3 separate regions of the Mus musculus genome follow, and regions 1 and 3 are each linked to region 2. Evidence: chromatin loops called from intact Hi-C (ENCODE). Cell type or tissue: left cerebral cortex. All regions are shown on one strand. Each heading gives the region's core, and the rest is flanking DNA. Links, peaks and the distances in the headings are about the cores only.

Evidence for each region. A loop is a pair of places that touch in the nucleus more often than their neighbours do. Peaks named below come from ENCODE experiments on the same cell type or tissue, not always from the same donor. Only the 100,000 strongest peaks of a DNase experiment are listed, where the experiment ranks them.
Region 1: it touches region 2 in a loop (3-fold over the local background); 2 of 42 quality-filtered maps call a loop at or near these places.
Region 3: a loop joins it to region 2, with 2.0 times the contacts of the local background. A loop is called at or near these places in 2 of 42 quality-filtered maps.

What each region holds. Positions count from the first base shown.
Region 1 is chr3:37,307,151-37,317,780 of GRCm38, reverse strand. It overlaps Cetn4 (centrin 4), which reads left to right and starts at 5,335. Exons shown (of 5, transcript NM_145825.2): 1 at 5,335-5,424; 2 at 7,342-7,488; 3 at 7,716-7,844; 4 at 8,299-8,436; 5 at 8,600-9,154. The coding sequence starts at 5,422. The coding sequence ends at 8,689. Bbs12 (Bardet-Biedl syndrome 12 (human)) reads right to left here and starts at 5,227. Exons shown (of 2, transcript NM_001008502.2): 1 at 5,196-5,227. In left cerebral cortex, for the core only: no CTCF peak of the experiment used is centred there; DNase peaks (open chromatin) are centred at 4,202, 4,966, 5,296 and 6,193; H3K4me3 peaks cover 1,497 bases; H3K27ac peaks cover 2,277 bases.
Region 2 is chr3:37,253,259-37,263,888 of GRCm38, reverse strand. No RefSeq gene overlaps it. Among named protein-coding and RNA genes, the nearest start is that of Il21, 26 kb to the right of the region's middle. In left cerebral cortex, for the core only: no CTCF peak of the experiment used is centred there; DNase peaks (open chromatin) are centred at 3,501 and 4,021.
Region 3 is chr3:37,067,487-37,078,116 of GRCm38, reverse strand. Adad1 (adenosine deaminase domain containing 1 (testis specific)) reads right to left here. Exons shown (of 12, transcript NM_009350.3): 5 at 8,092-8,160; 6 at 1,378-1,503. It also overlaps the pseudogene Gm12582. Among named protein-coding and RNA genes, the nearest start is that of Adad1, 9.1 kb to the right of the region's middle. In left cerebral cortex, for the core only: a CTCF peak has its summit at 4,717; a DNase peak (open chromatin) is centred at 4,700.

The DNA.
Region 1 (10,630 bases), core at 2,433-10,432, 52 kb before region 2:
GTTCATAGTTTTGTTTATCTTCTAATAACAACCTTAAATCTGGTTAATGTATTTCTGAACTAGCTACATTCAATTGTGAAAGTGAAGAGCACTACAGTCAACACAATTTTTAGGATTAAGAACAGGCAGTATTCCTACAGAATAGCTTCTTACTAACTTTCAATGGCTAAGGTTGGGCCATTGAAAAGAATGGGCAGGCCCACCAATATGTGAGGGATTACACGATCTCTTTCTCAAGTCCTCTTTTCAATGAATTTTTCAACCTTATATAATGAACACTCACAATATATTCACACAAATTCCTTGATAACATCAAATTATACTCTGTGACACAACTACTTGAACAATCTTTAGATTCATCATGCCTTAAATCTTTCTGGTATTTTTCTATGCTTCATCACCTTTTCTTGTATCTCAATTCTATTTATCGATGGTTTCAGTTATTACATATATATCACATCCTCAAGTCTTCTGCCTCCCTTTGGTTTCATCTTATTTTATAAAGCTACTAATCTTGATGGAATGAAGTGATTAATTTAAAGAGTACAATTTACATTTAGTAAATTTACAATGTTGTATAACTACCACCTCTAACTTGTCCCAAAAGATTTAACAGCCACAAAAGAAAATTGGAAAGCTATTAAACAGTAACTCTATGTTCACTTAGTAATCAGTAACTACTAATTTGCTTTCAGTTTCTGTTTTTACCTATTCTTGGTATTTTATATGAATGAAATCATGAAATATGTGACCTTTCTGCATTTTATTATGTTTTAAGGTTCTTCCATATTTATTATTTATCAGTACATCTCTGCTTTCCTTATTGGAATACTACTCCCTGATAGGTACTACATTGTATATATCCACTCAGGCACCGCTAGACATTTGGGTTGTTTCCACCTTTTGGCTATTGTGCTTGTGTACCTGAGCTGTTCTGAACATTTCTGTACAAGTCTTTGAAACTTGCTTCCAAATCTTTTAGCTATAAAGCTAGGAGTGGAATCCTTGGGTCATATGGAAATTCTATGTTTAGCTTAGGACACTGCCCAGATGTTTTCCCAAACAGTAGAGCATTGCCAGCAGCAATGATGGACAAAGGTTTTGATTTCTCCACATTCTCAACGTATTAGTTTTCCATGGCTGATACTCAAAACTTCAACTGTCAGGAGGCTACAACAACACACATTCAACTCTCAAGATGATGATATTTCAGGGCAGTGCTTCCTCTCAGGACTCTAGGGAAGGATGTTTTTTTCTTTCTTCTTCTTCTAGCTCCTAGTTGCTCCTGGCATTCTTTGGCTTTTAGTTGCATAACTTTAATCTTTGCCTGTTTCAATTGTCCCTTTGGTTAAATTGCAACACCAGTTACTGGACTTAGAGCCTACCCTAATCCAGTATGACTTCATCTTAACTAATTGCATCTGCAAAGACTACTTTCAAGTAAAATCACATTCTGGGTTGATATGTGACAGCATGCACTCAGTCAGTCATTAGTATATTCAACATTTTGTTTTTGTTTTCGTAAAATTATAAACACCTTAGCAGATGAGAAAAGATAGACTGTTGTGGTTTTGACTTCCACTTTCCTAATGACTAATAATATTAAACATCTTTTCATGGGCCTATTAGACATTTGTATATCTTCTTTGTAGAAATGCCTACTGATGTTTTCTGCCTATTTTAAGAGTACACTTTTAAAGGTCTGTAGTGTTGTTACACGAATTCTTTATACACATCAAATAGTAAACCTTGATGCAACAAGAGCCAACCTCACACTTGTAGATCCAACTAACCACTGAAAGACAAGATTTGAAAAACACAAAAACACACTCAGCATGTGTAGTCAACATGGAACATATATTCTGTCATCTTTCCTTAAATGATGTATTATAGCAACTATTAAACTAGCATTTACATTTCTTAGTTCATTATTATATTAATTTTAAGAATAACATATACCTAGTATATATAGGCTAAATTTGAATACTCCATCATTTTATATAAAGCACTTATTCGTGTGTGGACTTTAGTTTCTATAGTGGAGTCTTAAAACCATTCCACTATGGACACTAAAGAGCCTATCCTATTTGATTTGCAAGTACAATTTATAATTCTATACAAAGTCTTTTCTGTTTTTATAATGCATTTTGACTCATAAAAATGTTTAGTTCTATGGTAAATTTTTGGTAAAACTTAACATTTATTTGTTAATACTGTTCATGCTCTTGGTGGTGCATTTAGAATCCACTCCCAAATCCAGGATCATACAGATTTAACCTAGGATTTTCTTCAGAATTCTATAGATTATTTAATGATTGACTTGGGACTTATTTTCACATATGGTGTAAGGCAGAGGTCCTTTCACATGTGGGTGTCCAGCTGTTTGATACCACCTGTTGAATCAACTATTCCTTTTCTTGCATGTTCTTAGTACCTTTATCAAAAATCAACTTGCTATACATACATGGGTTTATCTCTGGGCTGTGAATTCAACTGTATTGGAAGAAGTAAGCATTTTGTGCCAATACCATGCAGTTATAAAAACCGTAACTTTCTGGTAAGTTTGAAGCCGAGAAATCTGTGTTTTAAATGTTCCTTTCTTTACATTTGTATTTGTAATTTGCTATACGCTGATTTCTTTGGAGCCAGCAGTCTCTCTCTCCCTTCATGAGTACCTAGTTAATAAAAACAAAATGTTGAAAGGACATGTTTAAAAGTCTGGCTGCATGCAGCCCCCCAACCACTGGAGCAGTGACTGGATGAGCAGGGCGAAGATACCAAGTGGAGGGGACTCCCCCTCCTCAGAGAAGGGGACCAGAGCATGGGGAGGATCTGTGTGAGGGGATATTGGGAGGAGATGGGGGCTGATATTGGGATGTAAAGTGAATACATTAATTAATTAATTAATAAGGAAAAAGGACATGAAGAAGAGTCTGGCTGTTTTTCACTGCTAAAACTTTCGAGTTTACCTTATACAACAGACTTGACACATATTACAAATGAAATCACAATAAAAATGTAAGGTTGGCATTAAAATAATTAACCTATTTGTGGAAACTAAAGCATGATTACTGAATAACAGACACAAAATCTCCTATTAAATAAAAGGGTAAAACTCCATATAACTACTGCCAAGTTTATGCTATCTACTGTATCAACTATGTTTTGTTTCACTTTCAGTGTGACAGTAACTTATCATCTCTTCCTTAGAAATCTTCATTTTACTCTTTCAAACCCTTTGCCTCCTAAGTCCTTAAAGATGTTTATCATTTGTTGTGGGTGGGTAGGGGGGTGGCATTAAGAGTTCTGGTCTCCTTTCTAGAGTATGTTTAAATGGTAAGAATCAAGTCTGTGAGTGAGAAATAATCCAAAACAACTGGAAAAACCCATAGGTATTTCAAACTCAGTCTGTATTGAATTATGTTAAAAAAGGTTTTCCCAGATAAAAGGATGGATTTCAACAATCTGCAAGAAAAGTCTTATACAACAGATATCAAAATTAATACTCACAAGAGATCTTTTAACATTTGAAGACTCTATTTCAATTTTGACTAGAAACTGAAGAAGTATCTTAGCATCCCTAACTTGGGAAGATTTCTAAATGATTCTGAAGAGACTCCAATAGGCTATTAGTAATACAACTCAAAATGTCTTATTTTCTAAGAGGTTGGATGTGAAACAGCAATGGCAGTAACAGGGATGGGAAGATGGGCAATTTCCAAAGTGACCAGGCACCTCTGGTAACTGTTCTTGGCACGGCACTAACACAACCTGATTTTTGTTCTGCTGTGACTGGCACTAATGCCTTCCACAAACAGGTCAGTTCTGTTGCTCGTCAGACTGTTTCCTTAGCTTTCTATCTGCCACGGGAGAGCAAAGTCAGATTATGTAAATGGCATACTGACTTCAGAAATTGTCTTTTCATAAGATCACATCTCATTTGCTTTTCAGGGGTTACGTTTAAAAGCTCTGCGTTTTTTTGATAGGTATAACTAGGATTTTCATCTCCTCAGAACTAAGTCTGGTGTCCTCTCCAGTCTACTCCTAACACTATAATCTAACCACAACACTCCACTGCTTAGCAGCCTCTCAGAAAATAGTCTTTACTCCTGTTTAGCACAGGGAGTTCCTATAAAAGTGAGTCACATCCTTTCACTTCTGTACTGAGAATCTTACAAAGTCTCCCTAACTCACTCACATAAAGGCCTTGTCCCCACACAGCACGAAAACCCACACTTCTTCCTTTCTGACTCATCTGCTGTGCTCAGGCCTTCTCTGTGCTTTTAGACTATGCAAAGCATGCTCCCTGTCTCAGTATTTCTAAGTGTCCCTCTTTCTGGAATGTTCTTCTTCAAGGAACCTACTGCCTAAGCTATCTTTAACCTATCATAAACCATAACCTCTAACACTAGAACATCCAAATTCCTAAATCATGGTGATGTAAGATTTATTTAGGTTTAGCAGCCTTTTGATAGTCATCAGATCAAATGATATTCAGGAATGTCTAAAAGGCAGCTTCCACCCCCCTCTCCTCCCCCCCCCCACCCCGGTGTGTGTGTTTGTGTGTATGAGCGCGGGAATGCCTGCCTATCTGTCTGACTAATATTCGTTTCTGGGTTTCAGAAATCTATTTAAAATTAGTATTAATTATGACTCTGAAAACTGTCCAAGTGTAACTTTTCGGATGCGATACGTGCCTTGAAAAAAAACCAATAGATTATAGGTAAATGATTTAATACTTTACTTCACTCACAAAATATTATGACTTTACATCCTTTGAGTTCCCATTGGGAAAACTTAAGGCAGGAAAACTGGCTTCTACCATAAGGACAAACTTACCCCAGGAACCTAAGGAGATTTAAGGATTACAACCTGAGTGTCTGCGACGTGAGGCAGCGGCTTTGGGAATGCGCCACGTTTTACTCAGCACACTAGGAAAAGATTGCTTTGCACTGTTTTCAGCCCAGGAGAAGGCCCACGCCGTCCTCGGTCCCAGGCTGGCGTCCCGCCCCGCAAGGACGCCCCCACCCACCCACCTCTCGGGCTCCATGCCGCCGCGCGCCCTCGGGCGGCTCTGGGCCGGAAGGCCGCAGGGCTGTTGGCCCGGTGTGTAAAGAGTCTGGGGACACGCGTGACGGAGCACTCGCCCCCACCCTCCCTGGCTTCCTGCCCCTAGGGTCCACGACCCTCCTCACCACGCGCGGATCTGCACAGCGCCGGAACCCAGCCAGTCCCGCCTGCTTGAGCGCGGTCAGAGCTCTCTTGTCTTTCCATTGGGCGCAATGGTCGTCAATCACGGAAGCTGGTGGGCGGGCTTGCGCGCTGAGCGCTGCTATAGCAACCGCCTGTCGGGAGCAAACGCGGGCCGCGGAGGGGAGAGCGGCTGTTGCGCGGGCGCGGGCAGGGGCGCAGGGAGGGGATATGGTGAGTGCTGTGGGACCCTGGTGTTCTTCCCAGCTTACTGCCTTCCGTGTCAGGATCTTTAGTAGCTAAGCCAGGGAGAACAGAGATGGGTCTCCCTTTCCATTTATCCACCAACGCCTGCAGTCTATGAGGGTTGGCCCAGCGATAAAGAGATACGACCCTGGGGCACGGAGACCACTGCAGACAGACTTCAAGACAGGGAAGCGAGCATAGCAGAGGCCATCAACCTCGGGCCACCAACATCCTGCGGGCCATCAACTCAGCCGCTGAAGGAACAGGAACCACTGAGGGTCAGGGAGCCACCAACTCATCTGCTGACTGGAAGTGGGGTACCTAGCTAACCACTGATGATCAGGGGACCAGCAATTCTTTCACGGAGAGGAAGGGGCCCACTGACTCAATCCTGATGGCCAGGGGCTCATCAACTCAGGCCACTCAAAGCTAAAGGGTCACTGACTTCTTGCTGAAAAAAAAAAAAAAAAATGATGACTCAGGTGACTTCCCTAGGCTCTAGAAGACCACTCAGGCCACTCAAAGCTAAAGGGTCACTGACTTATTGCTGAAAAAAATGGTGACTCGGGTGACTGCCCTAGGCTCTAGAAGACCACTCAGGCTCATCAACTCAGGCCACTTAAAGGGTCACTGACTTCTTGCTGAAAAAAAAAATGGTGACTCAGGTGGCTGCCCTAGGCTCTAGAAGACCACTCATCAGAATCTGCAGCTCTAGAACCAAGAATCCGAAGTGACCACAGCCAATAGGCCACTTAGATCCTCAGCCACCTCCAGGGCTTCCCCACTCCACTTGCAGAGAGGAGAATCTACAGTGATTCTGTGACCTACTTTGGTGACATAAAGAAGCAAACAGCAGACAGATCCTTCATCTTCCACATGTTGGGTGTATCCGCATAATTGGTCAAACATTCTCATGCGTATCTGTGGAGCAGACGTTCACCATAACCAGGGTTTTTTACTTTTGTGTTTTTGTGGTGCAGGATGATTGTGTTCTAGTATGCATGCCCCTGTGCTGTTTGCTGCTTTGTGGGTTCTTTTCTCTTCCACTCTTTCCTACTCTTTAAACCCTCTAATGCTAGATAGGAGAGAGAGAAAAAGAGTAGAGGGGAAAGGAATGGCGTTATCATTAAACTACTTCCTACTGATTAGGGGTGTAGAGTTCTTTGGGACAAGTTTGATCTTTGCTGCCAGGATATCTAACTTCTTTGCACAGGACTACTTAACAAACCCAACCAACCAACCACCACCAACAACAACCCCACCTCTTGAGGCCTCAGCATGTGTATACCTTCTGAAAAGTTGCCAGAATTCCAAAAGTCACACATTCGAAGAAACTATCTGCAGCTGACAAAATCACACCCCTGCTAGAGCACGAGGCAAATCATAGTCAGCTGCTGTGGACAGTCTGAAGCAGCCCCATATCCCACACCTGGGATTAGAATGAAAACGTATTCCCACAACATTTCTGTGTTTTTCAAAGAAAATAAAATTCTCACTACATCAAGCAAGTACTGTGATACATGTATGAGAAGTGCACATTTCTTAAAATAATACTGTTCTCATAAGCTAACTGCACTCTGATATACCACACAGTTTTATGCTAGTTTACTTAGCTGCTTCTCCCTTCAAAAGCTCTAGTTTTAAGAGGGGGAAAATCTAAGAGAAAAAAAATGCCCACATTTTCTATCAAATTAATAATTGTGGTTAGGAATCTCGGGCAGGACTGAGAGTTCCAGGGCAGTCTGGGTGCCCTAGGGAGGCCCTGTTTCAAAAGATGGGGGAAAAGATGTTAATAACCTAAAGTATTAACAAGGGGGAAAACAAGCTCATTCTATAAAAGAAAATGGGATAACTGAATTGTCATTCTAGCTACACAGTTTTCACCCATGTGTATGCTTATTGCAGGCATCCAGCCAGCGCATAACTTTAGACCAATGGAAGAAAAAAGCAGCAAAAGTTGAACTGAATGACACCCAGAAGCAAGAAATTAAAGAGGCCTTTGACTTATTCGATATTGATGGATCTGGAACCATAGATCTGAAAGAACTGAAGGTTCTGAAATTATTTCTAAGACAATATCTTGTAACATTTTAGTTGTGTCCTTGGTTGATGAATAAGTCAAAACCCAGAATTATCAAAGTTACGTCCTCTATCTGTAAATCTTGTTTATTTTACTATTATAATGTGTGTATAGTTTTATATGCTATTAATTAGTCATTTTAAAGTTCAAAATGCGATCATGGCATTATTAAAATATGTCCCCCCCCCTCCTATTGCAGATTGCAATGAGGGCCTTAGGCTTTGAGCCAAAGAAAGAAGAAGTAAAACAACTGATCGCTGAAATCGACAAGGAAGGGACTGGCACCATTTGTTTTGAAGATTTTTTTGCCATCATGAGCGTAAAAATGGTATAGTCTATTTTTCAAAGAAACCCCAGTAGGGCCTTGTGCATGGTAGGGCTGGAGCATAGAGATTTCATGGAAACTCATGGAAAGTTCTGGAACTAGGTATTAAGGGTTTGTAGTGGGGATACAACAGCAAGGACAGATATTTTCAGAATGGTAAAGACTATAAAGAAGAGTTTAATCAGGAAGTACTGATACAAGACAGAAGGAAGCCCAAGCCCTGAAACCCTGGACCTGGCAATCACAGAGCACCTACTTTGCCACTGTACCTGAGAATACTCCCAGCTCTTGGAGCTTGCTGTCTGATAGACCCTGAGGGCAGGTGTGAGTATGTTGAAATAATTGTTTAAAGAACTCAGCCTCCTGATAGAAATATGCGCATACAGCTGTAGAATTAGTAGACCTACGAAGTCCAGCTTGATAGAACAAATAACCAATGACATTTCATTTTCTAAAGAGTGAAAAAGATGAAAAAGAAGAAATACTGAAGGCATTTAAATTATTTGATGACGATGCTACGGGAAGCATATCACTAAATAACATCAAGAGGGTTGCCAAGGAGCTAGGGGAAAACTTAACCGAAGATGAATTACAGGTCAATCTTGTTTATTTTATAGTTATACTGTGTGTATAGTTTTATATGGGTTGTATAACATAGTTGTTCTTACACATTAAAAGCAAAAATTCCTGTTGAGTTTCTATCACTTTACATCTTTAATAATTTTCGTCTTTCATGTTACCTTTTTTTTTTTTTACAGGAAATGCTTGATGAAGCTGATCGTGACGGGGATGGAGAGATTAATGAGGAAGAATTCTTGAAGATGATGAAGAAGACCAGCCTTTATTAGCTGCTTGGTGCCTTCCAAGAGGTTTGGACCTCCTGTTAACAGCTTTCCTGTTAAGCAGTTCAATGATGTAATACCTGAGTGTATCCATTTCCACGTTTAGTTTAGGTTAGTCCCTTGGTGTCTAATCTGTGCCAGAAGTTATATGTCCCTACCAATGTCATTAAATCTGTAGTAGTAAGAAACAAACAGACAAACAAAAGCATGATTTATTTGAACTGTGAGCCCCAAAACAGTATTTCCATATGGTATTTTAAAGTCATAGATTCCAAAGACATTTGACTTTTATTTTTCAGTTGAATAAACTTGGCCCCCAGATCCAGATGAAATTGTTTTTAAAAACAATCTGAAAATGGTATTTTTCCATTATTTCCTTTTATATGACTTAAAAAACACCTGATAAACATGTTCTTTTTAAAAATCTGTTCCTTCAATATGTAAAGTATTAATAAAACTAGCTGACATACAGTGTTTTTAAGTATCTTCTGGTAGTTACTGCTGGGCTTTCACTCCCTGGGTCAGGCAACACAGTAGTAAGTTCTTTAAGAGGTAAGGCCATTAAGGGTCCTCCTTTCTTAATGAGGTTAAGAGTCTTTTTAAAAGAGTCTTCAAGGCCTATGTGATGACTCAGATCAAAGCATTTGTCACTGTGTCTGACAGCCTGACTTTGGTCCTACATGGTGGAAGGTGAGAACTGGTTCTCACAACTTGTCCTCTGATCTCCACATGCATGCTATAGTGTGTGAGCCCCCCCCCCTCACACACACATATAATTTAAATGTATTATTACATGTATGGGTGTTTTGCTTGCATCTGTGTCTCTGGGCCACTTGAGTGCCTGGAGACCACAGAGGCCAGAGGGCTTTGGAATCATAGAAGGTTTGTGAGCTTCTATGTAGGTGCTGGGAATCGACCCCTGGAAGGGCAAAAATGGCTTGTACTCTTGCATTCTGTCATGGGCGCTCACAGTAAGGCCTTCACAGATGAATGCTTTTATCATAGACTTCCATGACACAAGACAGCTTGTTATATTGTGCTATGAGAACAAAACTGAAGGACACATACCAGGAGGTTAGGATCACTTAGGAAACTATTCTAAATACCACCTAGGTGAGCTCTCTCTAAATCTTTGGCTGGAGTCACCTACCAGCCAACTTAAATGAGTTCCGTGTCATTCTTTGCAAAGTCTGGTATGTAACAATCTTTTTTCCTATCAATGTAGCCTAGGTTAGCTTTGGACTAATAATCTCCTCCTGCATCTTCCTTCTGGACATTAGATTATAAATGTGTGTACCATACACTTTGCATTTGTTGTTATAAAGAGACTCCATCTGACATGGACAGTGAAATCTCAGTATCTTATGCTCTGTGTGTGTGTGTGTGTGTGTGTGTGTGTGTGTGTGTGTGTGTGTGTGTGTGATCATATATACCCATAATGTCTTTCTAATGCCAATAGTTGAGCATTGTTTTACTTCAGCCATCTTTATAAAGGTTCATAAATTGACCGAATAGGGTAAATTTAACCTTGCTTTCAAGAGAGGAAGGAAAATGTAGAGAACTATACAAAAATGCACTGATTTGGATAAGAACAAGGAAATTTTCAGATTTTTTGGCTAAAATATTCCAAGCCTCATCTGACATGGAAGATGAAATAATTTTCTTCAAGTTTTTTTCTGTGAAATCATAAATATCCATAACATCCCTTTAAACAAAATGTTTAGAGCTCATATTAATTTGAGTAGGGAAACATTTTGAGACACAAGCACCCTAGACCTCAACTTTTTGTGACAGTATTGATTTCTGCAGGGCAGGCACAGAGACCCGAGTGCACTTCAGAATAGTCTGAGAATCCTGGTGCTTTTTCTGTTCCAGTAGCATCCCAAGGATCTTAGGGGTTTCAAGCATTTTTAGGGGACCTGAGAACAAATCCCCCAGAGAAAGCAA
Region 2 (10,630 bases), core at 354-8,353:
AAGGAAAGAAAGGAAAGAAGGAAGGAAAGAAAGGAAAGAAGGAAGGAAGGAAGGGAGAGAGAGAGAGAGAGAGGGAGAGAGAGAGAGAGAGAGAGAGGGAGGGAGAGAGGGAGAGAAGAAAGGAGGAAAGAGGAAAGAGAAATGAGGAGAAAATGTTGAGGTTGCCTAGCCTGAAGCTGAAAATGGGCTCCGATCTAAAGGGAAACTAAGTCCTGCTGCATTATTTGAAGAACTGCTAGTAGAGCTGGTGCATCTTCTCATCGCCTTTGGCATGATTAGAGTCACAACAGGGTTTGGTTACCACTTGGTTTTATATATCAACTTCCTTCACCTTGAAACACTCCCTCAAGGAAGGAGGGGAGAAGCCTAGCACTGGCCATGGGTACATGAGCAAACCAGCTGAGGTCAGCCAGTTGCACTAGCAAGTCACCCACAGTCTCACGGGTGGGTGAAGGGTAGTGAATGGTGGTTTTTGCTTGTTGCTTTCAATGCTGGATATCAAACCTAAGAACTTGCTCATGCTAATCAAGACCTCTATCACTGAGCTACACAAAAGCCCTGTGATGGTTGCTGTTCTAGTTAGAGTTCTTACTGCAATGATGAAAAACCATGACCAATGTAACTTGGGGGTGGGGGGATATTTATTTGACTTACACTTCCACATTACTATTTATCCTCAAAGGAAGTCAGGACAAGAACTCAACAGGCCAGGAACTTGAAGGCAGGAACGGATGCAGAGGCCATCGAGGGATGCTGCTTATTGGCTTGCTCACCATAGCTCACCCAGCCTGCTTTCTTATAGAACTGAGGATCACCAGCCCAGGGATGACATCATCCACTCTGGCCTGGCCCCTCCCACATTGAGCACTTATGGAGACATTTTCTCAGTTGAGGATCCTTCCTTTCAGATGACTGTGGCTTGTGTCAAATTGACATAAAATTAGCCAGTGCAGTTGTTTATAACCACTAGGTTTTAGAGCCATTAGCTACAGAGAAAATGTTAGCAGATACACACTGTCTTGTGTAGAAGTTATACCTAGAATCCACCTGAGAGATTATTTTGTAAGAATCTACTCAGGGTTATTGATGAGAGCTTTTTTTGGTTTTTGGTTTGTTTGGTTTGGTTTGGTTTTTGTGGTTTTTTGAGACAGGATTTCTCTGTGTATCCCTGGCTGTTCTTGAACTCACTCTGTAGACCAGGCTGGCCTCGAACTCAGAAATCTGCCTGCCTCTGCCTCCCAGGTGCTGGGATTAAAGGCGTGCGGCCACAACTGTGGTGACCTGACAAACACTCATCTTTTGAGTCAAGCAAACGTGCTAGCCCATAAGCAGGCAGCGAGTGTCTGCCGGGGTGTTAGAGTGGTATCTGGCAGGAGCAGCCTCTCGGAGGCTTACGAGATGAATAACCATGTTACTATAAGCATGGTACCTGATGGGGGTATGTGCCCATTGGGTGAGTGACATATGCATAAGTTACATTGGGTAGCAGAACTGAGTGATGCTAGAACCCCAGCAGGAGGAGGGTAGGGTTGCATGTGCTGCTTCTCTGGGGTTACAGAGTCATATTGGCTGCATGATGGGTATGACATCCATAATGGCTGGGAGTCTGGGTTGGTGATGATGGCAGCTAATAATTACTGAGTACTGGGGCTGCCAAGGATGACATCATTCGATGATGATGATGCTGATGGTGATAATTCTATGAGATAAGAATCAACTAGAACAATGGCCTTCATCTGATGAAGGCAAGGATCAGAAAATCCTTCAAGGTCTACTCATGCTGACCCCATATAGTCAGGTGCAGTCAGTCAGGCAAGCCCCTCTGTGCTACAGAGCCCAAATACTTAATACTTAAAAAAAAAAGATCTTCATGAAACTTTAACAACTAAGTATATACAAACCATCAGAAATAGAAACGGAAATACTCAGATTAAGTAAAAATATTAAGGACTACATAGCAATTGCAGGTCTAAGTTTTGAACTTTCTATAAGGTAATATCCACTAAGTATTTAAAATAAATGATCATACATCTGACCTTGGATAAATATTAGTAGGAAACATAGACAGGTAATCTAATTAAACAAACAAGATACTGAATCATAAATGCTTCAAGAATCATGATAATTAAGTGTTCCAAGGGCTTTGCACAGGTAGCAAAGTAGTCAAATACTATCAAAGCTTGTGTTGGAGGATTAAAAACAGTGCATATAAGTCAAGGCAGGATCGATCTTGCTGTATAGTGTGAAGATTAGGTTCTTTTAAAAAATTTTCCTTTTTTATTAATTAATTTTGTTACACTCCATATTTATCCCCCTACCCACCCTCTGACTGCTCCACATCCCACACCTCCTCCCCACCCACCTGTCTCCATGTGGATTCCCCAGCCTCCACCCCACCTGACCTCTAAGCTCCCTGGGTCCTTCAGCCTCTTTAGGGTTAGGTGCATCATCTCTAAATGAACACAGACCTGGCAGTCCTCTACTGTATGTGTGTTGGGGGTCTCGTATCATCTGGTGTATGCTGTCTGCTTGGTAGTCCAACGTTTGAGAAATCTCAGGGGTCCAGTTAACTGAGGCTGCTGATCCTCCTACAGGATCACCCTTCTCCTCAGCTTCCTTCAGCCTTCCCTAATTCAACAAGGGTCAGGTGCTTCTGTCCATTGGTTGGGTGCAAATATCTGTATCGGATACTTTCAGCTGCTTGTTGGGTCTTTCAGAGGGCAGTCATGATAGGTCCCATTTTGTGTGCTCTATAGCCTCAGTGTCAGGCCTTAGGACCTGTCCTTGAGCTGGATCTCACTTTGGGCCTGTCGCTGGACCTTCTATTCCTCAGGCTTCTCTCCATTTCCATCCCTGTAATTCTTTCAGACAGGAGCAATTATGGGTCAGAGTTGTGACTGTAGGATGACAAACCCATCCCTTACTTGATTTCTGTCTTCCTGCTGGAGGTGGGCTCTATGAGTTCCCTCTCCCTACTATCAGGCATTTCATCTAAAGTCCCTCCCTTTGAATCCTGAGAGCCTCTCACCTCCCAGGTCTCTGGTGCATTCTGAAGGGTCCACCCAACTTCCTATCTCCTGAGGTTGCCAGATTCCATTCTTTCTACTGTCCCTCAGGGCTTCAGTCCTTTTCTCTCACTCAGTACCTGATCAGGTTCCCCTCTCCATTGGTAAATGATGAGTGCCCATCTAGCCCTCTGATTGGTATACAGACACTAAGGCACAGAGATGTTTGGTTATTGTTTAGCTAAGATTTAAAGGCATTCTCCCACTGCAACTATCTCTGTGAAGAGTCACGGAAGACCATTCCACACAAAGTCATGCTCCTGCATCTGTGAAACAGTTTCAGAACGGAGCAGGCACCTCCCAGCCGGGGCACTTTTCTTCTTCCTCTAAGGAGAGGCTCTGTTGCAAATGACTTTCTCACAGACAGGGAACTGTTTTATTTTTATTTCCACAAAAACGTTGCATACATTTTTAGCAGAAAGTTCTTACTAAAAACTCCTAAGTTATGCCCAAAGAAGCTCGGGTAAAAGGCAGCCTATTTTTCACACACGTGAAAGGCACAGGTGTAGACTCCAGATTCAAAGAGATACACCGGCAAAGACTGTGCGTACCAAGCCATCCATGGAAGGCACCGGCACAATCACTTGGTCCACCGAAGTGACTGACACCCATCCTGATTCACAGAAGGAAAGGGAAAACGACAGTCTATTTTCTGCATATATTATAAAATATAAAAATCACGTTAAAGATATCACTTTGCTTCTGTAAGCTAAATTCTCGTGGGATTCAAACTTTGAATTGCTAGTCTCCATTTGAAGCACTCCCGGTAACCCTTCTTATCTAGAACAGAAGAACCCAATTGCCCTTGCCAGGCTAAGTAGCTCTTTGCATTATAAATTTTACAGCCTCACCAGAAGTGGCTGCCAACCAATGCCCTCCTGCTTTCTCACATCCTCCCGTGCTGAGTCCCACACCTCTCTGACTGCAGCTGTCTGAACAGAAGGCTCCAGAAGGCCATCCTTCTCCCTGCTTCTAAGTGAGCATCAAGCACGGGGATAACCACGGTGAGTAATTTCCTTACTGCTTCTACTGTTAACAAATGCTAGCACCGTGTACTAGATCAAGCTGGGCTACTGAGAAGGAAACTACCCACGTTTTGTTCTAAAGCAATCTTCAGAAACCACTCTTCTGCAGAAAACTTTTTTTTTTTAACCTGTTTAAGGCACTTGCCTGGCCTGCTCAAATGACCGCCTCTTTGTTAATTAGCAGTGTGTCTGCAGCATAAATGGAAACTTTGTGTCTGCCTGATAAATGGAAAGTTTGTTTTATCTGGAGTGTCTCTGCAAGCTTTCGCTGGGTGGGGGAGCGGTAAGGTGGGGATGTGACTGCAGAGGAGCCGCCACCCTGCATTTTCTGGAAGCAGCACTATAATGCTTGGTTAATAGGCACTGGATCTGACTACCTTTCTGGCGTTTCTTTGTAACCTTAGCACTTGCTATGCTGATTATATGAGCTGATCAAGTCAGTCAGTCAGTCAGTCAGTCAGTCAGTCAGTCAGTCAGTCAGTCATAGCTGCACAAGTTTTGAAGGGTCTTTCCATGCTGGGCATTGTGAAGAGAAAGCAACTGGACAGCTGTAACAGTTCCTCCCACCACACTGACACAGTGACCTGAGGCTCTCCCAACTCTAACCTATGGAGAAAAATGAGCACAGAAATTTGGCCAACATCGTCAAGATGGATTCCTGCAGCTAAATAATAATGCTCTTGTCCGATAGTGGCTTCCCAGATAGGTGAGCTTAGAAGTAATTAACTTAAGTTTCCACCCATGTCTTGCTAATATTTTACACTAATACTTTTTTTTTTGCTTGTATAATCTATTTTTTCTACTGGATATTTTCTTTATTTACATTTCAAATGCTATCCCCTTTCCATGTCTCCCCTTTGGAAACCCCATCTCATCCCTACTCCCCTTGCCTCTATGAGGGTGCTCCCCTACCTACCTACCCACTCCCATCTTCCCGCCCTGGCATTCCCCTACATTGGGAATTGAGACCTCTCAGGCCCAAGGGCTGCTCCTCCCACTGGTGTCCAACAAGGTCATCCTCTGCCACATATGTAGCTAGAGCCATGGGCTAATACTTTTTTAAAATGAGCCTTTCCCTAAATTCTTACATCTACATTATTTTTTACTATAGCTTCACATGAGTGCTAGCTAATGGCCCTGATGTCTACTGACATTCTAAAGACCAAAATCACTTGATGTGCTGAGTTTACACGCCCTCGTCTTGATAATGATGTGCACATTGTAGCACAGGCTACAAAGTCGGGAGTGTGTACTCCGAACCTGAGGGAAAGATAAATGTGGCTGAGGACCATCTCATGTCATGTGGGTCTCTTCTCAACTGTCATTTCTCACACAGACCAGCATGTTCCCCCCCCCGGCCCCCCAGCACAGATGAGTGAGCTGGTAGCATCTAGAGACATACCAAATACATGTGGCTCGATGCACACTTTCTGATGATGTAATGCTTCCTATTTATTGTTTTAGGTAGCAATGTGCTTTTTATTTTGGCTAGTATGTTAGTTTGGTAAAAAGCTGAACAGTGAGCTCGAGAATCTTCAACTCACTGTTAAAGAAATTCCTTGAAAGCTCTGGCTTCTGGTTTTCAGAATGGCACTCAGTGAGCCCATGGCTGCGCTGTTAGGTAGGGGAAATCAGAGGTGGAGGGAGTGAGGCCCGGCTTGGGCTCACCTCCTGATGTGGCTTGCCAGACGGGAAAGGAGATGTCTCAGCCTCCACAGCTCAGGCTGTGGCTCAGAATTCCATTTTTGGGGAAGTCCACCATCACGGTCATGTAAATTCCTAAGTAACAAGTTGACTCAGCATGTTCCTAAGCCACAGACCTCTTAGGTGACGAATGCCGAATACACGTCATTTGCCCATTGGCTCTCGATAAGTGACAGGGAAACGGTGTGTTTTCCCCACTTCACGCACACACGAAGCGGAAGTACACTTTGCTTCCCTGCCAGTCTTGTTCTTAATCACGCTTCCAGCAGCCGAGGTGCTCTGCACGGCCTGAGCCATTCATCGAAACCCTCCTCTTCCCTCCATGGTCGTCCAGAAAGTAAGCAATTGTCCTTGAACCTTTTTTTTAAACCTAGTAGTCTCTTGGTGGCTCTTAAGTAGCCACAGAAATGTGCCGTGTGCACTGTTACCAGGGATTGCCAGTGCTCCGACCACAGAAACCCTGATGCTCACACATCCGTGGACCTTCATCATTAGAGGTGACAACCGTCACTCTTAATGAGAATAATGCATGAGACAGGTTTTTTTAAAGCCTTCCTGTCAGCTATTTCATTGAAGGCTAACATTTTTTTTTTTTTACTCCAAATAATGCAGCCAGACAAAGAGGCTGAGTGGACAGAAAATCCACAGAAACGGTAACTTAGTTCTCATCTGTGTGTGTGTGTGTGCGCGCACGCGTGCGCGCACGTGTGTAGGCTGGCTATGCACATGAATAGATGAGTGTGCATGTAGAGGCAAGCCAGAGGTTAACATCTGGCATCTTCCTCTGCTGTTCTTTACTTTTTTTTGAGACAGGGTCTCTCACAGAAACTGTACTTCACCAATTAACTAGGCTTAACAGGCTGGTTAAAGAGGCCCAGGCATCTCCCTGTCTCTGCCCACCCAGCACTGAAGTTATATACAGTCATGTCGCCGCGGAGCCTCGCTTTTGTGTGGACACTGGGGTCTTCTTGCTTGCAGGGCAAGGACTTTATCTATCCCGTCCCGTGGGATTCAGTTATTCGTGGGTGCGAGGAGGACCGCGAACCTGGAAGGAGATGGGAGGAAAAGAAAGAAAAGTAGGAGACCAGGGAGGACACCTATCGAGGTCTCGTTTATTAGGCTGAGGTGCCTTCTTTTTAAAGCATACATCGCGGGGAATAGGGGAGGGGTCAAGGGAGAATTATACAAAGAACAAAGAAGTGGGCATCTGCTGACATGGGGGCCGAAGTCAGGCGCCAGGCAGCGGGCACTCTGGATCTTATCTCTGGAACATCGATCCTCCTTGACAGCCTTGGGGGTCAGGCTGGGCTCAGGCACAGCTCATATCCTTGGATGTCATGGGAACTCAGGAAGAGATAGGGAAGAGGGGACTATAATTCAGCTTTACAGCCTCAGGTGCCAAGAAAGGAATAGGGAGGAAGGGGGGTGATAACCAGCTCTTAGTACAAGGCCCTTTGGCCTGTTAGGGAGATTGTGAAGGGCTCACTTTCTCACGGGATGGTCTCTGACATTTATCAGCCTCGCTTTTGTGTGGACACTGGGATCTTCTTGCTTGCAGGGCAAGGACCTGAGCCTTACCTATAACCTCTGGTTTCTTATGTTTAAAATGGATGGCGATAATGACATCATTCCCTCACAAATATCAGGATGGAATGGTTTATTGTACTTCACTAACTTACTATGTACTAAATACCAGAGGGAGCCTGGCTTCACAGGTAGAAATAGATAAATATGGTTGGTGTCCAGGAGCTAACAAATGCACCAGTAAATAAAACTGATGTTTGTACAAAGAGAAATGTTTGCCATGCTTTCTGTGACCAATAAGTGTGAAAGTGTCTGTTAGTGACTCATGATATATGATGTAAAGGAGCCCTCAAGCCCCATTGACAACATAATTTGTCCCTGTGTGGTTAGCTAGAACAGGCAACTCTGCTGGTGGGCCTCAGTAAACTGCCAGTTATTGTCAGCCATTCCCAGACTTTATTTTTAATAGCTTTTATATCCTGGTCTCCAGGACTAGGAGGATTCTTCCTGCCCAGTCATTGCCTTGCAGAGTGACCAGCTCACGCATGTGTGTCTGTGTGTGTGGGGGGGGCGTTATGCACACGAATAGATGAATCTTCCTCCAAACTGAATCTTAGACAGGACTTGTTGTGCCAAGGTACAAGAGGTTTTGGTGTGATTTGGACTTGGGCAGGAGGCAGCAGTCATGAGCCTCTGCTCACTGCAAGGAAGTCTCCAGAGTCTACAAAGGACAGTGATTTACCCGCTGTTATGGTAAGAGAGAGAGATTCATAATCCTGTCAGCATTAGTGAATTAATGCCTCCAGACCTTGTCAGCTCATAAGGTGGAGTTGCTTCCTATCCAGTGTGTCTAGGGCACAGAACAGGCTGTGTGTGTTCTTCTCACTTTCCCCCTTTTATCTCCAGTGTCAGAATTTTCAAAGACGACTAAGACTCTTCTTCCATCTTCCTCGAGTGACCTCAGGACAGCCACAGCGCATCCTCTCAGAGAAAACCCATGAAGGACGTTCATTGACTGTGTCCCTTCACAAGGTTGTCAGCACCTGAGCTTCCCAACCTGAGGTCTTTTTGACCCCCTGTGTCTTAGTCAGGGTTTCTATTCCTGCACAAACATCATGACCAAGAAGCAAGTTGGGGAGGAAAGGGTTTATTCGGCTTACACTTCCATACTGCTGTTCATCACCAAGGAAGTCAGGACTGGAACTCAAGCAGGTCAGGAAGCAGGAGCTGATGCAGAAGCCATGGAGGGATGTTCCTTACTGGCTTGCCTCTTCCCCTGGCTTGCTCTCTTATAGAACCCAAGACTACCAGCCCAGGGATGGTCCCACCCACAAGGGACCTTTCCCCCTGAACACTAATTGAGAAAATGCCCCACAGCTGGATCTCATGGAAGCACTTCCCCAACTGAAGCTCCTTTCTCTGTGATAACTCCAGCTGTGTCAAGTTGACACAAAACTAGCCAGTACAATTGACCCCTTGTCAACTTGACACACAAACACATCACTAGTAAGCCTCAACCCTTACATTCTTATTCATCCCCAAGATCTAAATAACTTTAAAAGTCCCACAGTCTTTGCATATTCTTAAAATTTCAATCTTTAAAATATCCATCTCTTTTAAAATTCAAAGTCTTTTTACAATTAAAAGTCTCTTAACTGTGGGCTCCACTAAAACAGTTTCTTCCTTCAAGAGGGAAAATATCAGGGCACAGTCACAATTAAAAGCAAAAATCAATCTCCAACCGTCCAATGTCTGGGATCCAACTCACGATCTTCTGGGCTCCTCCGAGGGCTTGAGTCACTTCTCCAGCCATGCCCTTTGTAGCACACACATTGTCCTCTAGGCTCCAGATGCCTGTAGTCCACTGCTGCTGCTGCTCTTGGTGGTCATCTCATGGTACTGGCATCTCCAAAACACTGCATGACTCCTTCAGTCCTGGGCCTTCAATTGCAACTGAGGCTGCACCCTCACCAATGGCCTTCCATGACCTCTCACAGTGCCGAGCCTCAGCTGCTCTGCGTGACCCCTTCGTGCCTTCAAAACCAGTACCACCTGGGTGACCCTTACACATTACCAAGTGCTGCTGCAGCAGGAGTACAACCTTGGCTGTCTCTGGAACACAGCCTCTTTGTGCTTTCAGAAAACACTTCCCAGAAGATGTCACCTCAATGATGCTGGTCTCTTCTTAATCACCGCTAATTTCTTAGCTCCAGCTAACCAGCATCAATAGTCCCAGCAATGCAAAGTATTTACTTTAGTAGTTCTGGTATCTTGTTAATCACAGCTGATTCTTCAGCCCCAGCTAACCAGAACTACAGAATTTTCACAATCAAAACAGCAATGGCCCTGAAAAGAGTCTTTAATTTTCCCTCTGAAATTTCACAAGCCAGACTGCCATCTTCTGCACTGTTCTCAGCATTATCTTCCAAGCTCCTACACAACATCTGACTGAGCTCTTAACAATGAATGGATCTTCAAGCCCAAAGTTCCAAAGTCCTTCCACAGTCCTCCCCAAAACATGGTCAGGTTGTCACAGGAATACCCCACTATGCTGGTACCAATTTGTCTTAGTCAGGGTTTCTATTCCTGCACAAACATCATGACCAAGAAGCAAGTTGGGGAGGTAAGGGTTTATTCGGCTTACACTTCCATACTGCTGTTCATCACCAAGGAAGTCAGGACTGGAACTCAAGCAGGTCAGGAAGCAGGAGCTGATGCAGAAGCCATGGAGGGATGGTCTTTACTGGCTTGCTTCCTCTGGCTTGCTCAGCCTGCTCTCTTATAGAACCCAAGACTACCAGCCCAGGGATGGTCCCACCCACAAGGGGCCTTTCCCCCTTGATCACTAATTGAGAAAATGCCCCACAGCTGGATCTCATGGAAGCACTTCCCCAACTGAAGCTCCTTTCTCTGTGATAACCCCAGCTGTGTCAAGTTGACACAAAACTAGCCAGTACACCCTGAGAACTCTGGTGTAGGAAGTTCCTATCCAGTAACTTCAACTATAGCAACTATTTTTTATATTCAAACTATACCTTTCACATAAGTGTCTCTTTCTAATAATATAAAACTTAGCAGATAAATCAGTGGTTCTCAATCTTCCTAATGCTGTGACCCTTTCATACAGTTCTTCATGTTGTTTGTGGTGACCCCTGACCATAAAATTATTTTCATCGATACTTCACAACTATAATCTTGCTACTGTTATGAATTATATTGCAGATATATTTGGAGATAGAGGTTTTTCAAACACACAAGTTGAGAATGCTAAAATAAATGAAAAAAAAACCCACCATCTTACCTATCCTAAAT
Region 3 (10,630 bases), core at 1,384-9,383, 190 kb after region 2:
GGGGTCAGAGAATACTCGGTTCCACCTGGCTGCATGAAACAGTCCTTTGCAAAGTGGCCTTTGCAGCCACACTTCTTGCAGGTTGTGTTCAGGACGGCCTCAAGGGTGATCTTCTGCCCAGTGTAATCCTGAAGGACTGACTGTGCCTCTCTTCTTGCTCAATGACAATGTTGTTGTTGAGGTCTTTCCCAGTACCTTAGTTGACAACTTTCATGGAGAGGGACACTTTTATTCTATCATTTTTCATCTCTCAGCCAATAAGCTTCACCCACACTTTGTCTCCAACATCCACTATTGCAGAAGGCTTATCCACTCGACAGGACGACATGGGAGTTCGATGAACCAGACCTTGCTTCCTACAGCCTGGGATTTTGATAATTCTGTCACCATAGCAACCTCTCCTTGAAAAATAGTATACAGTGCAGGCAAGTTTTCCATGGTCTCAGGCCTTCCTGAATTCATCCTTAATAGTCTATGGTTCCTCCATTTCTCCTCTGCTAAAGCTAAATCAAACGTTTCTGCATCCATGCCTAGCAGGGCAGCTGTTTCATCGCTATGTGCCCAGTTCTTACTCAGAAAATTTAGTGCAACAGCTTCAACTGTGATTATCTCATATCTAAATATATTTTACATTATTAATCTTATTAAATGTAATTTTTGACTGGCCTTTAAGCCATCTCGTAGTTGAATACCAAATCTTACCAATTTAAATATATTTTATTTTACTTCTGTATATATACTACCATGTATTATCAATAAATTCATCTCCTTGTTGCCCCAATAAATATTTTCTACATTTGTTCCTCATGCCTTCCTCTGTTTAAAAGTATTTTCTCTCCTCTTCAGGGAAACCACTAGTATTTAAAGTTTTAGCTTAAGTCTCGCCTGATGCAGAAGGCTTTCATTCAGTGATCTATGAATTCCCATAACTTGCTTTTTGAAACAGGGCCTAATTATGTAACACCAGGCTGATCTTTACATTATGATCCCCCTGTCTCATACCTCTGAGTTCTGCCATTACAAAAGGGTGTGCCAACATGTCCACCATGTTTGCATGGTTAAAAGCAGTTTTTCATTTTTATCATCATATATATATATATACATATATATGGAGAAGGCATTGCTTCTGGTGGGGAAAGGTTTCAATGTTAGACCTTTTACTATTCTGCAGCTTTCTGTTGGCTCCTAGTCAGTTCATTTTGTCTTTACCTTTGAGAAGCTTCACATTTAACAACTTGCCTATCAGAAAACATCACTTCAGATGAATATAAAATCACTGTCTACAGAAGCAGAATATAAAATATTATACAGTGTGATCCAAATCATTAAGGTATTAATTTTTCTGTAGGGTAACATATACCAAATGCATGGACTTACCTCTTTCAATAATGAAAGCAGCCAATGAACTGCTACATTTCAGATATTGTGAGTGATTAGAAATTAGTTGACCAAATGTTTCTTTAACAAGCTGTGAAATCTTGGCATACTGGACTTGTCTCCCTTCTAGGAAAAATAAAAAGCAGGATGAATTTGAAGAGGATTGTTATTTTTCTAAGAGATGTGTTATTTTGTAGTTACATTAGTTAGTGATTTATAAAGATATGTAGACAAATTTCCACTCTTTGTTATGGTTATATTTAGCTGTAAAATACAAATTACAGAGCTCTTAGAATAACTTCTTATAAATGATATGTCAATACCAACCTTACTATCTGAATACTACTGTTTATGTTTGCAGAACTCAGTCAGATATGATTCTCAAACTCATCTGAGACACAGGGCAATTTATTTTTGCTGTAAAGTACTGTCTATCTTACATACTTCAATATACCACTTAATAGTAATAATCCTCCCTAACCTGTAACAATCAAAACATATTCATCATAGTCATCATGACAGAAAATATGTAGAATTTGCCCCAATGAGAACCAGTACAAACCAAATGCATTTGAACTACTGATATAGTTTCCCCATATTCCCACTAAAAAAACTTCTTGGCCACCCTTTGGCCCCTTCTGCCCAGTCCTTTCTGCTGGGGCAGATACCTAGCTGGTCTGCTCCCGTGAAGACACCATATTCTGACCCATCCTAGAAGATCCACTGCACTCAGAGCAGTTGAGGATAGGATGCACTCAGAGCAGTTGACTGCCAGCTGGTCTATTCCCATGAAGAGACCACATCCTGAGCCATCCTAGAGGATCTGCTGCACTCAGAGCAGTTGACACCACAGCTTGAAGGCATGTAGGTCAACTGACTGGACAGACTGAAAGCCTCTCTGGAGTTCACCTATAAAAAGACATAAGCTAGCAGACTGGATACACAAACAAGATCCAGCATTTTGCTGCATACAAGAAACACACCTCAATAACAAAGACAGACACTACCTCAGAGTAAAAGGATGGAAAAAGGTCTTCCAAACAAATGATCCAAGGAAACAAGCTAGAGCTGCTATCCTACTATCCAATAAAATAGACTTTCTAGCAAAAGTTATTAAGAGTGATGAGGAAGGACACTTCATATTCACCAAGGGGAAAATCCACCAAGAGAAAGTCTCAATTCTGAACATCTATGCCCAAAATGCAAGAGTACCCACATTCGTGAAAAAAAATATTACTAAAGTTCAAAACACACATTGAATCCCACACAGTAATAGTGGGAGACTTCAACTCTTCACTCTCACCAATGGACAGGTCACTGAAACAGAAACTAAATAGAGACAAAATGAAACTAATAGAGGTTATGAACCAAATAGATTTAACATATCTACAGTTCACCCTAAAACAAAAGAATGCACCTTCTTCTCAGCACCTCAATTTTGGAGAAGGTAAAATGAGGTGCTGAGAAGAAGGTATATCCGTTTGTTTTAGGATAAAATGTTCTATAGATATCTGTTAAATCCAATTGTTTCATAACTTGTCAGTTTCATTGTGTCTCTTTTCAGTTTCTGTTTCCAGGATCTGTCCATTGATGAGAGTGGGATATTGAAGTCACCCACTATTATTGTGTGTGGTGCAATGTGTGCTTTGAACTTTACTAATGTTTCTTTAATGAATGTGGATGCCCTTGCATTTGGGGCATAGATGTTCAGAATTGAGAGTTCATCTTGGTAGATTTTTACCTTTGATGAGTAATGAAGTGCCCCTCCTCGTCTTTTTTTGATAACTTTAGGTTGAAAGTCGATTTTATTCGATATTAGAATGGTTACTCCAGCTTGTTTCTTGAGACCATTTTCTTGAAAAATATTATCCAGCCTTTTACTCTGAGGTAGTGTCTGTCTTTGTCCTTGAGGTGGGTTTCCTGTGTGCAGCAAAATGTCGGGTCCTGTTTATGTAGCCAGTCTGTTAGTCTATGTCTTTTTATTGGGGAATTGAGTCCACTGATACGGAGAGATATTAAGGAAAAGTAATTGTTGCTTCCTGTTATTTTTGTTGTTAAGAGTTGGGATTCTGTTCTTGTGGCTTTCTTCTTTTAGGTTTGTTGAAAGATTACTTTCTTGCTTTTTCTAAGGCATAGTTTCCCTCCTTGTGTTGGAGTTTCCCCTTTATTATCCTTTGAAGGACTGGATTCATGGAAAGATTACTGTGTGAATTTGGTTTTGTCATGCAATACTTTGGTTTCTCCATCTATGGTAATTGAGAGTTTTGCTGGGTAGAGTAGCCTGTGCTGGCATTTGTGTTCTCTTAGGGTCTGTATAACATCTGTCCAGAATCTTTTGGCTTTCATAGTCTCTGGTGAAAAGTCCTGTGTAATTCTAATAGGTCTGCCTTTATATGTTACTTGACCTTTTTCCCTTACTGCTTTTAATATTCTATCTTTATTTAGTGCATCTGGTGTTTTGATTATTATGTTTTGGGAGGAATTTCTTTTCTCGTCCAGTCTATTTGGAGATCTGTAGACTTCTTGTATGTTCATGGGCATCTCTTTCTTTAGGTTAGAGAAATTTTCTTCTATAATTTTGTTGAAGATATTTACTGGCCCTTTAAGTTGATAATCTTCATTCTCATCTATACCTATTATTCTTAGGTTTGGTCTTCTCATTGTATCCTAGATTTCCTGGATGTTTTGAGTTAGGATCTTTTTTGCATTGTGCAGTTTCTTTGATTGTTGAGTTCATGTTTTCTATGGAATCTTCTGCACCTGATCTCTATCTCTTGTATTCTGTTGGTGATGCTTGCATCTATGGATTTCTGAGTTCTTTCCTAGGATTTCTATCTCTAGAGTTTCCTCCTTTTGTGATTTCTTATTGTTTCTACTTCCATTTTTAGATCCTGGATGGTTTTGTACAATTCCTTCACCTGTTTGGTTGTGTTTTCCTGTAATTCTTTAAGGGATTTTTGTGTTTCCTCTTTAAGGGCGTCTACCTGTTTAGCTGTGTTCTCCTGTATTTCTTTAAGTGAATTATTAATGTCCTTCTTAAAATCCTCTACTGACATATGATTTTAAATCTAAATCTTGCTTTTCTGGTGTGTTGGGGTATCTAGGACTCACAGTAGTGGGAGTACTGTATTCTGATGATGCCAAGTAGTCTTGGTTTCTGTTGGTAAGATTTTTATGTTTGCCATTTGCCATTTGGTAATGTCTGGCATTAGATGTTCTAGCAGTCTCTGGCTGGAGCTTGTTCCTCATGTGAGTCTGTTAGTCTGTGTCAGCACTCTTGGGAGACCAGCTCTCTTCTGGCAAGACCAGTGCACAGATGGCTGTGGAACAGCCCCACCTCCTGGCTGCAGATGTAGAACTGGAGAACCCTGTCCTAGAAGCTCTGTTGCCTGTGCTTTCCTGAGTGGATCTGCCTTAGAAAGACACTGGAGGGAAAATGGTTATCTCACAAATGGTGATCTCACCTGAGTCCCAGGGTCAGAGCACTCCCAGCAGGCAAGCTCTCCTCTGGTAGGGAAGGTTCACAGAAGACTGAGCCCACTTTATCTTCTATTAGATTCACTGTGTCTGGTTTTTTGTTGAGGTCCTCGATCCACTTGGACTTGAGCTTTGTGCAAGGTGACAAATATTGGTCTATTTTCATTTTTTTTTTCATTTTTCCAAATACAGCCAATTAGACCAGCACTATTTACTGAAGATGCTTTCTTTTTTCCATTATATATTTTTGGCATCTTTATCAAAGATCAAGTGTCTGTAAGTGTGTGAACTTATTTCTGGGTCTTCAATTCTAGTCCATTGATCTTCCTGCCTATCTCTGTACCAATACCATGCAGTTGTTTTTTTTTTTGTTTTGTTTTGTTTTGTTTTTTTATCACTATTGCTCTGTAGTAAAGCTTGAAGGTCATGGATTGTGATTCCCCCAGAAGTTCTTTTATTGTTAGGAAGTTTTTTGGTTATTCTGGTTTTTTTTTCCTTTCCAGATGAATTTGAGAATTGCTCTTTCCATGTCTTTGAAGAATTGTGTTGGGATTTTGATGGGGAGTGCACTGAATCTGTAGATTTCCTTTGGTAGGATGGACATTTTTTACTATATTAATCCTGCCAATCCATGAGCATGGAAGATCTCTCCATTTTCTGAGATCTTCTTTGATTTCTTTCTTGAGAGACTTGAAGTTATTGTCATAAAGGTCTTTCACTTGTTTGGTTAGAGTTACCCCAAGATATTTTATATTATTTGTGGCTATTGTGAAGGGAATTGTTTCTGTACTTTCTTTCTCAGCCTGTTTATCATTTGTATAAAGGAAGGCTGCTGATTTGAGTTAATTTTATATCCAGCCTATTTGCTGAAGTGGTGTATCAGCTAGAGAAGTCCTCTGGTAGAATTTTGGGGTTGCTTCTGTATACTATCATATCATCTGCAAATAGTGATACTTTTATTTCTTCTTTGCCAATTTACATCCCTTTGATGTCTTTTGTTGTCTTATTATTCTAGTTAACACTTCAAGTTCTATATTGAATAGATAAGGGGAGAGTGGGTATCCCTTCTCCCACTTTAAACTTTCCACATTATCCTTGTCTTGGCCCTGATTTTAGTGGGATTGCCTCAAGTATGTCTCTATTTAATTTGATATTGGCTGTTGATTTGCTGTGTACTGTTTTTATTATGTTTAAGTATAGGCCTTGAATTCCTGATCTCTCCAATACTTTTAACATGAAGGGTTGCTGTATTTTGTTGAATGCTTTCCCTGCATCTAAGGAGATGATCATGTGATTTTTTTTCTTTGAGTTTGTTTATATAGTGTATTACATTAATTAATTTTCATATATTGAACCAACCTTGCATCCCCGGGATAAAGCCTACTTGATAGTGATATATATGTGAGTGCAGGTGCCTGTAGGAACCAGAGATGTTAAATTCTCCTGGAGTATATTTATCAGGTGTATGTGTAAGTATGGGGGAGGCCGGGGGTGTATATGTGAGTGCAGGTGCCCATAGGAACCAGAGACATCAAATCCTCCTGGAGCTGGAGTTTCAGGCAGTTGTGAGTGGCTTTCTCTGAGTGCTGGGAACTGAATGGAGGTCCTCTACAGGAGTAGTAGAAGTTCTTAACTACTGAACCACCTTTCCAGTTTTACTATACCACTTCTTTGACTATAAGTTGCTAATTTCAAGTGAATCCCATTGTCATGAATAACCACAATTTATTTTCAGAGAGAACATAGAACTATTCTCATGCAGATATAGTCCACTAAAATATGTTGCACAGGTTGTAAACTATTGACCACCTTGATAACTGGCCCAACATGAAGTACTCAGTAAATTTTTTGTGGGTCTCAAATCTTTATTTTTCAAAAGCTTTAAAATTTGATTCCTATTTTAACCTCATACATTTTTTTGCTCACCTTTTTCTGACAGTTGGCTCCAAAACTCAACTTTCCAAACTGGACTTTATTTTTACATTATTTTTTTAAACTGTATCCTTTCTAACTCATATACTATATAATCTGTTTTCCCAGGGTAATGTGATCTAGATTATTGTTTGAAATCTACCCCCTTAGTCATTACAAACTTCTACAGAGAGTGATAGAAATGGTAAAACCTCTTCCAACATTATGCAATCACCCGTGTAGACTGAGCCCTCGAGGCTATTCATGAATCCTTACATCTCTGAGGTCAAGTGGCTATACCTATATCTTGGTGGATTTTGACTTTTGAATGTGCTTATTTTCCCTGCCTGTCCACACAAACACATTTGAGATCTTTGTCTGTCTTAGGAAAATGAATACAAGGCTGACTAAAAGCAAGCAAGCCTGACTGAATGATAACAGTGAAAGGGAAACTTTTCACTTTGCAAACGTCGTAATGTCTGAAGTATCTCTCAAATATCATCAACAGACAAATTAAGAATGTCTTGCCTTCCAGGAGATGATGGCGTACCAGTCAAGGACACACTGCTATTCAATACTGAATGTGATAAAACAATGAAAGTTCTGATTTAATAAACATTTTTTGTGTGCCAGATACTCATGTATTTTATGCCTATCAACCTAATCCTCATGATAATTTGATGAGGTAATTGATTTTTATCAATTTTTAAAATGAAGAAATTAAAAGTATAATGAGAATTAATTAGTCTTTGGTCACATATAACTTCAACTAGATATATACACATATACATAAATATGTATATGTGTACATATATGCTTTTTAAAGATGTATTTTCCTATTTTTTGTCTGCATGTATATATGTATAACATGTACCTATATGTATGTAATAGACTCCTTATTAAAAGGATATGCCCCCCCCCAATTATTTTGTGTCATTCCGACAACTGAGCCAAAGTTATCACACTATGTAGGCAAGTATTCTACCACCAAGCTATGCCTAAGATCCCTCTTATATTTTTAGACAAGACTCACTAAACTGGCAGACAGGCTATTTGGTGGAGTGGCAAGCCGTGAATTTGCTATCCTCCTGTCTCAGCTCCCAGAAGAGCTAGGATTTATATATGGCCATACCATCGGAACTGGCTCAAATTTCTTTTTAAGTATTTCCTCTCCAACCTCATTTCTCTTTCTATAAGCTATTTTTAACGGGAAACTTCTCTTTTAACAGAAGCATGAAAGGTCTAAATAAAATGTTAAGGTATATCTTCATATCTGTGCATTTTAATTTTTCAGTGGGTTTGTTTTCTAAACAGAACATTACCTACCATATTGCACTTTTGAAACATATGCTGCTTCAGGTGTAACAACAGGTTCTGCAGGGATAGGAGGTGGTCCTGTAAATAAAACCAAACCATAGGAAACAATGAAAGGGCAATGTTCTAGAGCGCTGAGAGCTATCAGCTCTATACTAACCTGCAATAACAGTAACCCAAGAATGCAATAAAAACAAACAAACACGAATCCAACATTAGCAATACATAATAGTTATATTCTTTAAAAATTTCTGCCAACTCTGTCATCATCAAATGCTCCTTAGCTCACATTGGTTTTCCTATTTTGACATTAGTTATTCAAATTAATTTCTGAGTTTCCGGAACTTAACAGCAATTTAGCTTCTTTTGTAAAGGTGGCAACATTCTGAAACTCAATAGAGTCTTATTTCAGATACTTAGGAACACTTTCTATTTATAATAATACTATGTAAAACACTTAAACATTTTATCAAAATGAGTAAAATTATTCAAAATGCTGTCATCAGGCTTTTCACGGGCTATGCTAAAATAACTGTACAACATAATGAGTTTATATTCATACATATATATTCATGCATACATAATAATGTCCTTGAGTCATACTTTTTTTTCACTATTACTCCACTGTATCCCTTCTCCCATTTTAAACTTTCCACATTATATTTTCCTTATTATTATTCCATTTAGTTAGATACCCTACCTTTACTCTAATTTACAAACAGGAGAGAAAATTTACAATATTAATTTTTGTACAACTGACTTTTTAACTCAACCTGATGATTCCATGGTCCCATACATTCATGCAAATGACAAAATGACATTCAATTCTATGGCTGAATAAAAATAAATAAATAAAAATCTGACTAAAAAAAGTAGGACTATGCTATAAATTTTCTAATGAGTTCAGTCTAAATCTTTGTAAATGTTTTCCAGATCAGTCCTAAAAGCTAAAGAGCATGTGAAAAACAAGAAACATTCATGACATTACACCAGAGGGACACAAAGGGAAAAATCCAAAAATTTAAACAAAAAGGCTCTAGAAGCTAATGTTGTTAATTTAGTTAAAAGAAAGCAGAAAGAATACCCTAGACTAATTTAGATGAAAACCCAGTTAAAAGTATAGAAACAAGCTAGGAAAGAGTGGTGCTGTTACCGAGTCCTCACTCTAGAGAAAATGCTAACTAGAGTCAGACACATGCACCTAGAGTTGAGAAAAGCAAGTTGAAAACTCAGAAGGAAGGATTTAAAATCTATTTACTCAAGAGAGTTTGGCTCAAGCAGAAAAAAGACTGAAGACATTAAATTATAGTTACTATGAACAAATAATCTCAATAAGGAAAACAAGAGTGTACAAAGAGAACTTCATTGTAAAATATCAGGGACAAACTGCCATTATGAAAAGAAAAAAAAAACCCTCTAAAATTGGAAAATCCATATATTCAGATTTCAAAACTTATTCCAAAGCTATGTAATCACAATAATATGACAGTAATCAACACAATGTATTATTGTTATAAGGACAGACATGTTGCAGGATTTTCCCTGTTCAATTACATTAGTGCAGAGGAGGGCTGTGATTGGACAGAGAAAGGGGAGGTGGAGCTAAGAGTTGCAGAGAAGGAGAATGGAGGCAAATGTGAACCAGCACGGCTGGTGCATTAACAATTGGCTCTGAAATTACTGTATTGGCATCTTGTAAATTGTGACTTTGTTGATACATAAATCTGATTGGTTAACTATAAGCTTTAAGAGTTTTGATTTTACTGGGTTACTGGGTATTGTGCTATCTAACTTTGAGGTTGGAGGATCAATTTGGTGACTGGAATGTGAAACAGAGTTGGTGGGACCCTGCTGGAGCATAGCGTTGTGGCCTGCCAGTGCCAGCCCTAGAGTGGGAATGTGCTGGATCTTATTTAATATTTACCTCAACACAGACACATAGGTCACAGTGCCCAGAAAGACACAATCCAGGTGGTTTAAACAGTGGTGATAACATTTTTTTTTAAAACAAATGTTCCTGGGAAAACTAATTTTCACAAAGTAATAGAATGAAGTTGGACACTAATTTCTTTTACTAAAATAAAAATTTATCAAAACCTTTTAGATGTAGTAGCTAAAACTATAAAGCTCTAAAAAGAAACCACAGTGGGAAAATGTCATGACACTATATTTGGCAATAATTTCTTGGGTATGGCACCAAAGGTACACACAACAAAAGAAAACTGGATTTATCGAAAGCAAAATGTTTTGTACATCAAAAGATACTACCAATAAAGTTAAAGGTAACCCTCGGGATAGAATGTTTTTATTTGTACATCAGATATCTTATAAATACCAGAATAGACCTAGAGTTTTAAAAGTCAGTAACAGTAGAACTAATTGAAAATGGAAAAAATGACTTAAACATAATCTGTCTCTCCCTCTTAAAAAGATAATGTCCAATAAACACAGTAAATCACAGATTAATTGGGAAATTTAAGTCAAAGCCACAAAGACTATGCCTTTTAGTATGAGAACTGGCAAAACTTGATTGTATCTTTTGGTGATAAAA